Regions from separate parts of the Homo sapiens genome. Here region 2 is linked to region 1. A link is an interaction called in ENCODE POLR2A ChIA-PET data of the cell type or tissue named here. Cell type or tissue: PC-3. All regions are shown on one strand. Links, peaks and the distances in the headings refer to the core of each region. The heading gives the core; the rest is flanking DNA.

Region 1 (2,914 bases), core at 134-2,633:
TCTTTAATAAAAGGAATCAGGGCTGTTTGAAGAAATGGCTGGTACTAGGGCTGGGACAGTAAATATATGAGCTAGGATAATCTTGAACTATCAAAAAGTGTGGTCTTCAGACATTCAAAAAAGGATGAAAAATAACAAACAAAAAAAGTTAAAAAGTGTTCAGGAAAAAAAAACAGATGAAATTAATGATATTGGAGTTAAAAAGAAATTATTTAGGCAGATAGTGAGGGTAAGGAAGTCCTCAGTAAGGTTTCCCTTTTAATGAAAAGCAGCCCCAAAATCATTTATTTTCTAACAAATAGCAGCCTGTAAAATCGAGCTGCAGACATAGATAAGCAAGCTGGAAACTTGCACAGGTGAATGCTGGCAGCTGTGCCAATAGGAAAAGGCTACCTGGGGACCAAGCATGTTCAACATGGGGGCTCCATCTTCCCTTTGCTTTGCCAACCACATGTACAGTAAGGAGCAGACAACATGGGCGCTGGCTGAATAGAACATCCATTTGCATAATAAGAAGATTAGGGTGGGGTAGCCAGCTTCTTCATGCACTATGTAAATGTCACCCCTGGTCCAACTGATCTTTGGGCCCTAATGTAAATCAGACACCGCCTCCTCAAGCCAGTCTCTTTCTTTCACCTATTAAACCTCTGCTCTTAACCTCACTCCACATATGTCCGCATCCTTGATTTCCTCAGCATGAGGCAATGAACCTCAAGTATTACCCCAAACGAACAATGTCGCTTCATTAAGTCAAAGTAAAACAGGAGCCAGTGGCTGGACGTGGTGGCTCATACCTGTAATCCCAGCGCTTTGGGAGGCCAAGGTGGGTGGATCACCTGAGATCAGGAGTTTGAGACCAGCCTGACCAACAGGGCGAAACCCCATCTCTCCTAAAAACTCAAAGATTGGCAGGGTGTGGTGGCATGCACCTGTAATCTCAGCTACTCAGGAGGCTGAGACAGGAAAATCACTTGAACCTGGGAGGTGGAGGTTGCAGTGAGCCAAGACCGCGCCGTTGTACTCCAGCCTGGACAACAAGAGCAAAACTCTGTCACAAAATGAAAAAAAAAAAAAAAAAAGAGCCAATAGAAAGAGCCCCCAGTCACCAAAGTAGGCCTGAATTCCTAAGAAACAAAAGACTGCAGTATTGGAGCTTAAAGTTACTATCTGGATGTCTGTATGTTTATAAGTAAATGGATAAGCCAATGGAGTTGAATAGAAATTTACTACACAAGCCAGGCATGATGGCTCACTCCTCCAGGTGGAGTTGCCACTCTTCTCTTGGTGCCAGGCTGGTCCCTGCCCATAGCATGGCATTGTAATTGTTTGAATGTGTGTCTGTTTCTTCCAGAGACCAGGAGCTTTATTGTAACCATCCCTGAGAGGGATCCTCTCAATGTCCTCAGAACACCAGCTAGATCATGGCACATCATAAGTTCTCAGTGAAGAGTCATCCATTGAGTGAGCAATGAGCTTGATGGGACTCTCCTGGATCCGCTCTGTGCCACTACACTGAGTCATATACCGGAGACACTGTGACTACAAGTTCTGTTACAGCAAATGATATCAAGTGACAATGCAACCTAACTGGAATAATTTGTTCAGGGACTGGAGAGAGCTTAGAAACATCCTCATTCTGCTACTACTCATTCATCCTTATAATACTCCAAGACAGTCTTCCTGTGGGTGAGCCTGGAAGTCATCACTGTTTGCATCTCATTCTGCTCAAAGGTTTCCCTTTGAAACAGTGATGACCTCCAGGCTCACCCACAGGAAGACTGTCCTGGAGTTGGGAGGGTTGTAAAAGACAAGGTTCTGTATATAAAGGTGGGGATGGAGGGACATCCCTCACCAGTGCAGTGCTGCCCAGTGGGATGGGGGCGATTCATCATTGTAGTCATTATTGTCATCATCACTACCATCATCATCATCATCATTGTCACTGCCACTGTCACCATTTCCACCACCAGAGTGGCTGCCAATAGCTAAGTGCTCTGAATAGGCCTTACTGAAATTGTTCTTGCAAAAATTATGACAGTGAAAGACGTAACTGATTCCATCTTGCTTCCAACCTCACAAGCTGATTGTCTTTGCTCATTCCTGGGTGTAGGCCAAGCTTGCCATGGAAGGAGTTTAGTGTGCAGTTTAACCTTAAAGCAATAGCAATGGTACCTTCCCAAAACTACCCCCCTACTTGTCTGGGGATGGATGTCGCCTTTGTAAAACTAATAAAAGACCACAAAGTTAGAATTATAGGAGGGGTCTGAATTCTGCTAAGACCTATGCATAGATAAATGATAACTAGGCAAGCCAGGCAAGGTGGGTATGCCTGTAATCCCAACACTTTGGGAGGCCAAGGCAGGTGGATCGCTTGACCCTAGGAGTTTGAGACCAGCCTAGACCGTATCTCTACAGAAAATACAAAAAATTAGATAGGTGTGGTGGCATGCACCCGTAGTCCCAGCTACCCAGAAGGCTGAGGTGGGAGGATTGCTTGAGCCCAGAAGGTCGAGGCTTCAGTGAACTATGATTGTGCCATTGCACTCTTGCCTGGGCAACAGAGTGAAACCCTGTCTCAAAACAAAAAAAAATTAAATTAAATAAATGACAACTAGTCATGTTTTGTAACTTGCTTACTGCTCAGGAGTCATGTAGCCAGTGGTCACAAGATTTATAATTTGTAATGTACCTAATTGCCCCTATTGATAACATTGCTATTGTAAGACCTAAGACTGGTGTTTGAGATATTTTTCAGGCTTTGCATTCCGGTGGAACAACTGATGCCACTAAGACCACTGACCCCCCACCAGGAATTAAGTTCCTATGATTTTATCCCTGACCCAGCCAATCAGGATTTCTCACTCTCTGGCCCCCTGCCCGTGAAAGAAGTCCTTAAAAACCCTAGCCTCCAAAT
Region 2 (2,914 bases), core at 183-2,682, 110 kb after region 1:
CACATACCCTTTGCCTTTTAGAACTCAGTGCCATCCTGGGTGCCCAGGGCAGAGCAGGCTTTGTTCGCACCTCATCTGCTGCAGAACCACATCCTGAGGAGTCTCAGCTTATCCTGGAGGGAATTGGGAACAGTGTCACTGGGAAGTGAAGGCCTAGCCCTGTGGCTTCCACCAGTCTCCTCCTGCAGTGCCACGTGGTGGCATTTCTCGCCTCACACCAAGAAGCAGCAAGTGGAAAATTTCAGGATACAAAGCACATAACACCCCATAAGAGATGATTATGTTTTTAGAAGCAAGAGCAAAATTATGAAACCTCTAGAGATTTGGGTCATGTTACTCCATTTGATGAAGATTCTCACTACCGCCCGCTCCTCCCATAGGAGCCTACACTAAGTCCAAGTGTGAGCCATTCACAGACTAGAACACAAGGAGGGAGAGAGACTCTTAAACGTAAATAAAAATGCAATTCACTCACAACTCTAAATGATAATTGACATTTCAGCCTCTTTCTTTTAGGCAAAACAGAAGATACACACTATTAACAGTTATTTGAAGCCTTAAATTACAATAGCCTGTTAGGTGATCGGCTTTCTGCCTTGGCTTTCTGATGCAGCACATTTTAAGATTTGCCTTTAAAGCTTTGAGCCTTGAGATTAGGTTAGTTAGGAAGAGGACAACAAAGGGAAGAGATTATTCTAATAAAACTTCCACAGAGGGAAGAAAATTGAGGAGCTTCAGATCTCTAAAGCCAAATTCAACCTGATCTTTCTAGGTTGGTTATAAAGCTGGTCCACTTCCAGGAAGTGATGTGTAGGTGAATAGGAACAAAAGGTGAAGAAGCAGTAAAACTGTGACCAAGTGGCCAGATGGGGCTTTTGCCGGCTGATTGAAAGGAAGTCTACAGACCTAACATAAGCAGTCAGCCAAAGGTGGCTGTGGGAGGTTGATTTCTTCCAGAAACTTCCAAGTTGTGGCTACAAATTTATTGCCAGATATTTTCCCACTGAGAATACTGAGGTTATTCACATAATCACTTCCTTAACAAAGGAAGAAGCACTTTTAACTTGGGCTGCATTCCCTTTGTGAGGGTCCACATTTAGGATCCTCCTGCTACCATAAGGCCCCTTTTGGGGTTCTTTGGGTGTGGCTGCATCTCACCATGTTGAGGATTGCCTTTTTTTTTTTTTTTTTTTTTTTTTTTTAACACAGAGCCTTGCTCTGTCTCCCAGGCTGGAGTGCAGTGGTGCGATCTTGGCTCACTGCAACCTCTGCCTCCCAGGTTCAAGCAATTCTCCTGCCTCAGCCTCCCAAGTAGCCGGAATTACAGGCATGTGCCACCATGCTGGGCTAATTTTTGTATTTTTAGTGGAGACGGTGTTTCACCATGTTGGCCAGGCTGTTCTTGAACTCCTGGCCTCAAGTGACCCGCCCACATTGGCCTCCCAAAGTGCTGGGATTACAGGCGTGAGCCCCCGTGCCCAGCAAGGATTGCTGTTTTAATTCTTGTATCTTCGTTGCTTCTTTGGTCTTTGCTTAAACAAAACAATAAAGCTTAATAGTTGGGGAGAATGCTGTTACCAGTGTCCTCTAGGAAGGCTGTTAGCATATGGCTCTACTGAGCAGCAGTGCCATCTGGTGCCTGAGATCATGTGCTTCAGGCAGTTGTCACACTGCATCTACAGCCAAGCATCACAGAAACACTTCACTCATGTGGTCAGGGAAGGTGGGACTGATTCACATGTTAGAGACAGGTCAGATGGGAAAATTAAGGCCCAACTTGGTGTTGGGGAATAACCATACTCTGGTCTTTCAAGTGTAGTAGCTGATGATTCCCAAGAAACTGATGAATTTTCTGAGTCCAGACAAAATTTCCCCAAGCCTGCTCTCTCTGTTGGATATACATAATAGAGAAAGTCAAATCAGCCCTTTGGGGTTTGTGGTAAAAATTCACTCACCCATTGAAGCCTAAGGTGGCTTTGTACCTTCCAGATCTCTCAGCAAATCCCCTGGGCAGAAATGTCACCTGCTTGCCATGTCTTTGAGGGGTTCAGGTCAGCCTGGAGAACAGGCTCCTTAGGTCAAAAACCTTGTTTTAAGAGCCACTGTGGTACAGTCAATGTAACCCACTTGTGCAGAAGCCATGCTTCCAAGGAAGGTCTCAGGTTGACAACTAGACATCAAATCTGAGAAGCCAACTGTGGAGTAATGTGTTTTTTTCTCTGTGGACAAGAGTGATCAGAAAGGTGCTTGATCTTGAACAATTGATCCATGATGAAAAAATGACCATTAGCTCTCCCCCAGAAGCGTCTGTGTTTGCTGAATGGAGCTGAGATTTTGATCCGCTATCAGACTCCAGAAAGATCCAGGAGTTCCAAGAACATGGCAAAGAGTCAAAATCTTAGGACAAGGAATTAAAATGCCAGAATGCAAATGTCCAACAGGCCTGGTAGCTCACAGCTATCAACACCCTAGAATTCCACACTGCCTCACTGCAGTTGCTCAAGGATGGGTATGTTTCTGTCTCTGAAATTCGGGAAAAAGCCTTAAGTGCCAGAGAAGGTGCTTCCAAGACTGTCTGCAGAATTCCTTTCCTAGGGTCTGTCTCTGGTACCCAAAAGGGCAGAGAAGGAACCCTAAGATTAGCATAGAGCCACTCATCTCTCCTCCCCTCCCCACCCCTTCTTCCCCTGCTTCCATTCCCCATGGCTCTCTCCTCTGACTGTGAAACACTTCCTCTCCAGCAGTGTTGGGAAAGTTCTGGACCTCTACTGGATCTAGCCATAAATGGTGGTCTTCAGAAAAATGGAGATTGTGGCTGCCAGCACCCACAAGACAGCAGCCTCATGCCATGCAGGCAGCAAGCCATCCTGAACAGCGTTCCTCCCAGAGTCTGTTTCCTCACCTGCTGTTCACT

The links. Peaks named below come from ENCODE experiments on the same cell type or tissue, not always from the same donor. Only the 100,000 strongest peaks of a DNase experiment are listed, where the experiment ranks them.
Region 2: POLR2A ChIA-PET joins it to region 1 with 20 read pairs; 2 of 35 experiments call an interaction of 5 or more read pairs at or near these places.

What each region holds. Positions count from the first base shown.
Region 1 is chr7:43,842,962-43,845,875 of GRCh38, forward strand. No RefSeq gene overlaps it. Among named protein-coding and RNA genes, the nearest start is that of MRPS24, 25 kb to the right of the region's middle. In PC-3, for the core only: no CTCF peak of the experiment used is centred there; a DNase peak (open chromatin) is centred at 1,510.
Region 2 is chr7:43,953,084-43,955,997 of GRCh38, forward strand. UBE2D4 (ubiquitin conjugating enzyme E2 D4) reads left to right here. Exons shown (of 7, transcript NM_015983.4): 7 at 1-2,914. It also overlaps the pseudogene POLR2J4. Among named protein-coding and RNA genes, the nearest start is that of UBE2D4, 28 kb to the left of the region's middle. RefSeq lists silencers at 1,556-1,625, 1,666-1,715. In PC-3, for the core only: a CTCF peak has its summit at 1,632 (motif pointing left); a DNase peak (open chromatin) is centred at 1,648.